2 separate regions of the Homo sapiens genome follow, and region 2 is linked to region 1. The links are chromatin contacts, found by Hi-C or POLR2A ChIA-PET in ENCODE. All regions are on one chromosome and are shown on one strand. Each heading gives the region's core, a stretch centred on a gene start or an enhancer-like site at or near the end of the contact. The rest is flanking DNA. Distances are from core to core; before and after follow the strand shown.

Region 1 (3,332 bases), core at 314-2,813:
TTTTAAAAATTAGCTGGTCTTGGTTGCGCATGCCTGTAGTCCCAGCTACTTGAGATGCTAAAGTGGGAGGATTGTGTGAGCCCAGGAGATTGAGGCTGCAGTGAGCCATGATCACATTACGCCATTGCACTCTGGCCTAGGCGACAGAGCAAGACCCTGTCTCGAAAAAAAAAAAAAAAAAAAGGGATGCCTCCTGAGAAAGAATATGTCATTTACTCCTAGATCCTAGATTCTCCCTTTATCCCTCCAACCAGACCCAGCTGTCTCATCACTACAACTCCTCGGTACTGGCTATCTGCAAAGCAGCTTCCTTGGGTTAAGACCAGATAAAGACCTTCAACATCTTTCAACCCTCACAAAGGGGTACAGTTCTTACCCCGTGGCTCCCCACCCACAGCATCTCCTCGTGCAAGTCAAAGTGGGAGACGGAAACAGGTACACCCACTTCAGCCACCACGCTGTGCAATTCAGAGTAGACACCTTCCATTATGTGCACTGATTCCTGGACGGGAAGAGCCTCCAAGGCCACTCCCTCTGGGTCCAGCTCCACATTCTGTAGCAGACTTGGGTTCAGGTGGGCATCCAAGACAGGGTCCAGGGCAGAATGCATGGCTGGGGCATATTCTGCCAGTCCAGGGTCCAGACCCTCAAAGTTCATGATGACGATGGCAGCTTACACCTGTGTCACACCCTCCCTTACCACAGTCCCTTTAGATGCCTGACCCAACCTTCAGCAAGACAGCACCGATGGGCCTAGAATGGACATCCTGGCCTGTAAGGGGAAAGAGGTAGCTGAGTCAAGGGTAGGCCCAGGTACTGGTACTTAGGGTCTTCTAGGTTATGGGGGCAGGAGGGAGATGAGGCAGGCATGAGGGATGAGACTGCCAGCCAAAGGATGAAGCAGGCGGGGGAGGGATGGGCAGTGGGGGTGGAGGTGGTAGAACTGTTGTCCCTATCCCTCCTCCGCTAGGCCCTCTGTACTCTCCACCACCCCATTATCTAACCTAATCCTTGACTTCCCTTTCTTCTCACTTCGGACTGCTCACTTGCCTTGTTCAGCCCTGAATCATCAGGTGAAGGGAGCGAGAATTGCGGGGGTTGGAGTTAGGTAGAGGGATTTAAGGTGCTTTCTCCCAGAATTGGGGGTGAAAACGGGTGGATTGGACGGTGGGGAGAACGAGAAGTCAGTTTCCTAGAATCCTCTCCAATAGCTACCCAGGATTCTCTAGAGGAAAACAATAATGGCCAGTTACCCACAATTGGGGCGGGGGCAGGGGAAGGTGACGGAAACGGCTAGTTACCCAGAATTCTCTGGGGGAACCAGAAAAATCGGTTATCTAGAATTCTCCCACGGCAGCGGTGAGGAGGGGGATAGGGCAAGGGTCAGATGTGTTCCTGGGATGCTTACGGGGAATGGGTCATTACCAAGATTTCTCCATGGCGGATATTTTGGAGCGCGTGGAATTAGAACGAGTAGGGGGAGCGCAAGCGCTGTCAGCTCCGCGGGAAATTCCAGTTTCCCCAGTTCTCCCCCACGCCTAGGGCTCAACCTAACCACTACGGCGCCAAGGACCGGGGTCCGAGGCGCTTCTTCCAATCAAGAAGGGCTCGGGGCATATTTTAGCCAATCAGAAGGGCTCCGGGCGCATCTAAGCCAATCAGAAGGAGCCAGGTACGGCGACCCCAGGAGAGAGCGTGTGACGCACGCGCCGGAAAAAGAGGTTACGGGGCGCCGGTGGGACAAACGCAGCCAGACGCCGGACTTGTTGGGTGGCGTTAGAAAGTAACTCTGTTTTTAGTCTTCTTGAACAAAATTACGTCTAGGTTTGAAAACCAAACTTTTATGCTTTCTATAACTTTAGGAACTCTAAAATAAGGGACACACAAGGCAAAGCACTAGGAGTCGCTGTTGGGTATTCCCAGCGGGGCTTAGTCTACCTCCTCTTCCTGCGGTGCCCTAGTGAGCCACTCCGCCACCTCTGACCCTGTTGCCCCCAAAACTCGCTGGCATTTCCTATTATTTCCAGATATGGGAGAGAAAAAAAAGGAAGCGGGAGCCGGACTCCTGACACAGTCCAAGTGGCTGCATCTTCTACAGGCATCCATCTGAAACTCCCATCCGTGATTGTTCCCTCCCCAGAGACCCCGGTAACATTCCCGGGTAACAAGATGCCCCTGGTTATCAAATTCCCCTAGCTCTTGAGGCTGGCTGGACGTTATCCCTCAGAGGGGGATGAGCATGGCAAATTGGGACTTGTTATTCTGAAGGATTCGTGGGTCCTGTGAACTCTAATTACTTTGAAATGGGTCTAGGTTGTGAGATGTCTCAGAGCACTTTAGCTCAGCTGTTATTACTGTTTCTAAAGGCCACATAAAGGGACTCTGATGGGAGACATTCCTCATGGAGGATTCAATTCTATAACATTTCTCTCAATAAAGGCTGGTAAATAGACCTTCATTAAAGGAACCAAGAATTTAAATTTCTAGGACTCAGAGGGGTGGGGTCCTATACCCAGTCAGAGATCCTACCTAGAGCCTAGACCAAGAGAAAAACACAGATGGTCTCTCAAACTGATTTGATCTGACTTCGCAGGTCATTAGATATAGAATCTCCGAAAAAGGTGGATGCTGAGAGACATAGACAGTTCCTACACTTTAAGAAATCTCCATCTTGAGGTCTCAAATTGAGAAAGACTTAACAGACCCATGAGAGTTACAGATCCCTAATAACCTGGGCTAAATAATCCATGTCTGCCGGGCGCAGTGGCTCACGCCTGTAATCCCAGCACTTTGGGAGGCCGAGGTGGGCGGATCACCTGAGGTCGGGAGTTCGAGACCAACCTGACCAATATGGAGAAACCCCGTCTCCACTAAAAATACAAAATTAGCCGGGCCTGGTGACGGGAGCCTGTAATCCCAGCTACTTGGGAGGCTGAGGCAGGAGAATCATTTGAACCTGGGAGGCGGAGGTTGCAGTGAGCCGAGATGGCACCATTGCACTCCAGCCTGGTCAGTAAGAGCGAAACTCCGTCTCAAAAAAAAGAAAAAAAAAAAGAAAAGAAAAAAGGATACTGTGAGGAGACACAAGAGCATCCATGACATAGATTATTTAGCTCAGCTGTAATTACTGTTTCTAATACAGTAATATTAGATGGTGATCTGCCTGCCTCGGCCTCCCAAAGTTCTGGGATTACAGGTGTGAGCCACCGCGCCCAGCCTTTTTTTTTTTTTTTTTTTGAGACAGGATCTCACTCTGTTGCCCATGCTTAAGCGCATTGGCCCTCTCACTCACTGTAGCCTCAACCTCCTGGGCTCAAGCGATCCTCCCACTT
Region 2 (3,332 bases), core at 521-3,020, 590 kb before region 1:
ATTGTGAATGCCAGGAAATTAGCAAGACCTGATTCCTTCAAACATTTTCTTTTCTTTTCTTTTTTTTTTTTTTTTGAGACGGAGTCTCACTCTGTCGCCCAGGCTGGGGTGCAATGGCGCGATCTCGGCTCACTGCAAGCTCCGCCTCCCAGGTTCACGCCATTCTCCTGCCTCAGCCTCCCCAGCAGCTAGGACTACAGGCACCCGCCACCACGCCCGGCTAATTTTTTGTATTTTTAGTAGAGACAGGGTTTCACCGTGTTAGCCAGGATGGTCTCGATCTCCTGACCTCGTGATCCGCCCACCTCGGCCTCCCAAAGTGCTGGGATTACAGGCGTGAGCCACCGCGCCTGGCCTGGCACAAACATTTTCCATTTGACTATTGCTCCAGGGCTTTCAGATCCAGAAATAAGCCTGGAAAACCTGAAGTCAGAAGTTAAGCACATTCAAAACATTTTTTCACCTTAGTACTGTTTTACTCTGCTCTCTGACTGCCCAGGATCACACCTGAAGACTAGGGCTGGTCCCACATCTGTATTTCATCTCGTGCATCTGAGCGCAGACTTCTTTCCCATGCTCACCCTTGCAACCTCCAGCCCCTTCTCAGACTTCTAAGACCCTGCAGATCCAAAGATATAGCTAGAAATCCAGAGATCTAGATTTCTCCCCAAGTATAACAGCCTCCAGCCATCTCCTCTCACCCTTCCCCCAGTGGCCTCTAGCTCCTGCCTTTTCCAGCCGGCTGACTACATTAGCCCTGTTAAGCCCCAGTTTCAAGCTCACAGTCTTCCCAGCTCTATGTCTTCCCTCTGTTTCAGTTCTTCCCATCACCTCTCCACCTTCTTAGGTTGTCCCTGACCTCTTCCTCTCCTAGTCCCCTTAATCCCTCTGATGAGCCTAGCCTGGTGCTTCCTTCCATGGCTTCCTTGAGCATCTTCTTTGGGCTACCTCTGGTGGCTAGAGCTCCTCTGGTCTCAAGTTCTCCACCTCTGTCCCCTGGGCTCTCTGTGCTCCCACCAAGGCTGACTCTTGTGGCTCCTTCTCTCAGGAGTTTCTGCCTTTCCTCTCCCCCACCCCCAATCCCCTGCACCTGCCTCCTCAGGGGCTCCCTTGTTGTCTCCCTGTCTGTGCCCCTCTCTCTCCTCCCCCATCCTGATTTCTCTCCCCCCCACCCCCCCCCCCACCCCTTTCCCAGGGCACTCTTCTGTCCTCTGTTCCTCTGCCGCTGTTCCCATCTCCATGACCCCCGATCTCTTCTGGTCTGGCTCTGTAGACCTCTGTCTCCCCCTATCTAGTGGTACCCCTCTTCTCCCCATTTTTGTCTCCACTCTAACTCTCCCACTAGTTGTCCCAGTCTTCCTCCTTCTTGGTTCTGTGTCTCCCACAGACACACAATTTCCCTCTCTAGCTAAGTCTCTCACCTCTGCGTCTTCCCCCTGACTCTTCTTTTCCTCCTTTGTCTCTCCCTCTCTCCTCCTCCTTTTCCTATCTCTGTCTCTTCCCCCTTATCTCTCTGATTCTCCTTGGTCTCTCTGGCTCTGACTTTCCCTCTATATCCGCCCCCCCGCCCCCTCATATCTCTGTCTCTTCATCTCTCTCTGGCCCTTGCTCCCTCATTCCCTCCCTCTCTCTATTCCTCGGCTCTCTCCGGCTCCCTCTCTCGCCTCGGATGACAGCGCTGCCTCTTTTGTTGGCTCCGCAGCCAATCGCGGCCGCTGACGACACGGGGGCCGGGGCTATAAAGGGCCTGGCCCGGGCTCGGGCCCCCCCAGCCGCCCGCCCCGGCCGCCCGCCCGCCCCGCCCGCGCGCCCGCCGCCCCCGGCCCCCCGGGTCCCCCCTCGGCCGGGCAGCCCCCAATCCCGCGCCGCCCGGACCCCCTCCTCCTCCCTCCCTCCTCCCTCCGCCCCCTCCCCGCGGGACTCCGGCGTCCCCGCCCCCCAGTCCTCCCTCCCCTCCCCTCCAGCATGGTGCTCGCGGCCCCGCTGCTGCTGGGCTTCCTGCTCCTCGCCCTGGAGCTGCGGCCCCGGGGGGAGGCGGCCGAGGGCCCCGCGGCGGCGGCGGCGGCGGCGGCGGCGGCGGCAGCGGCGGGGGTCGGGGGGGAGCGCTCCAGCCGGCCAGCCCCGTCCGTGGCGCCCGAGCCGGACGGCTGCCCCGTGTGCGTTTGGCGGCAGCACAGCCGCGAGCTGCGCCTAGAGAGCATCAAGTCGCAGATCTTGAGCAAACTGCGGCTCAAGGAGGCGCCCAACATCAGCCGCGAGGTGGTGAAGCAGCTGCTGCCCAAGGCGCCGCCGCTGCAGCAGATCCTGGACCTACACGACTTCCAGGGCGACGCGCTGCAGCCCGAGGACTTCCTGGAGGAGGACGAGTACCACGCCACCACCGAGACCGTCATTAGCATGGCCCAGGAGAGTAAGTGGGCTGCGGGGCGCGAGCAGTGGGGTGCTGGCTCTGGCCCCGCGAAGGGCGCCTTCTGCTCCAAGCGGGGCGCTCCCTGCTGCCCCGGCCCGGAAGCTTTTTCTGCGAAAACTTGACGAATTAGGGAGCGGGGGCTACTTCATAGAAGTTTTCCGAGCGGTGGAGATGGGCTGCAAAGTTGTATGCACGCCTAGTTCCCGGAGGTTGGGGCGGGGGAAATGGGGCGGGTTTCGAGATAGTGCCTTCCACCCCCAGTATGCTAAAAAGATCCTTGTTGGAGTCCGGGGAAGCTGGGGCTGGGCAGTGACTCTGTCCTGAAAAGCCGTGGTGGGGAGGCTGGAGAACAGAATCGGGAGGCTGCAGGACCCCCGCAGCCCCAGCTGGACTGCAGTGCTCTCTGCTTCCCAGTGGCCCTGGCGGTAACTCCCCACTCCGTGCTCCGTTCGCAACGTGCCCAACGGGTTGCAGAGAACTGTGTGCTTTCTCCCAAGAATAGGGTCCCAGAGCCCTGTACACCTCCTGGCAGCCCAGCTGGCACCCTTTCCATCCTGACCCCTGTCTCAGACCGGGTATCCCAAGGGGTCGGAAAAGCTGTGCCTTCTTGATACTGACCGAGCTCGGAGAGCTCAACTCCATTGCGCTGGGGGCTAAGGACACTCATTGGCTACTCAAACCTTAGTGTTCCATCCCTTATTCGCCCACCCCTACCGCAGGTGGACTTGAGAGAGACGAAGACCTAGGAAAAAAGAGAAAGTAGTAGATGGGGGAGCAGGAACCCAGGCATCCGAGCCCCTGACCAAACGGAAGATGAACATATAATAGACATGAGCTGCTTTGAAATTTTATGGCCTGGAAAATCCAGGCGAATACTACACCCCCCCTTTTCCAGCTCTCCTTAGGGTCAGGTGACTCCTTC

The links. A loop is a pair of places that touch in the nucleus more often than their neighbours do. ChIA-PET counts read pairs that join two places held with the same protein, here RNA polymerase II (POLR2A). Pooled maps may share reads with other maps.
Region 2: a loop to region 1 is called in a pooled map, with 3 times the contacts of the local background. The contact joins the promoter of GDF11 here to the promoter of PAN2 in region 1. A Hi-C loop is called at or near these places in 4 of 50 pooled maps. POLR2A ChIA-PET finds 5 or more read pairs at or near these places in 3 of 52 experiments (GM10248, MCF 10A and activated CD4-positive, alpha-beta T cell).

Annotation. Positions count from the first base shown.
Region 1 is chr12:56,332,437-56,335,768 of GRCh38, forward strand. It overlaps PAN2 (poly(A) specific ribonuclease subunit PAN2), which reads right to left and starts at 1,564. Exons shown (of 26, transcript NM_014871.6): 1 at 1,426-1,564; 2 at 377-772. The coding sequence starts at 658. RefSeq lists enhancers at 1,400-1,569, 1,695-1,914, 1,832-2,001 and cis regulatory regions at 1,469-1,500, 1,485.
Region 2 is chr12:55,741,352-55,744,683 of GRCh38, forward strand. GDF11 (growth differentiation factor 11) reads left to right here and starts at 1,771. Exons shown (of 3, transcript NM_005811.5): 1 at 1,771-2,410. The coding sequence starts at 1,966. RefSeq lists a silencer at 2,747-2,806.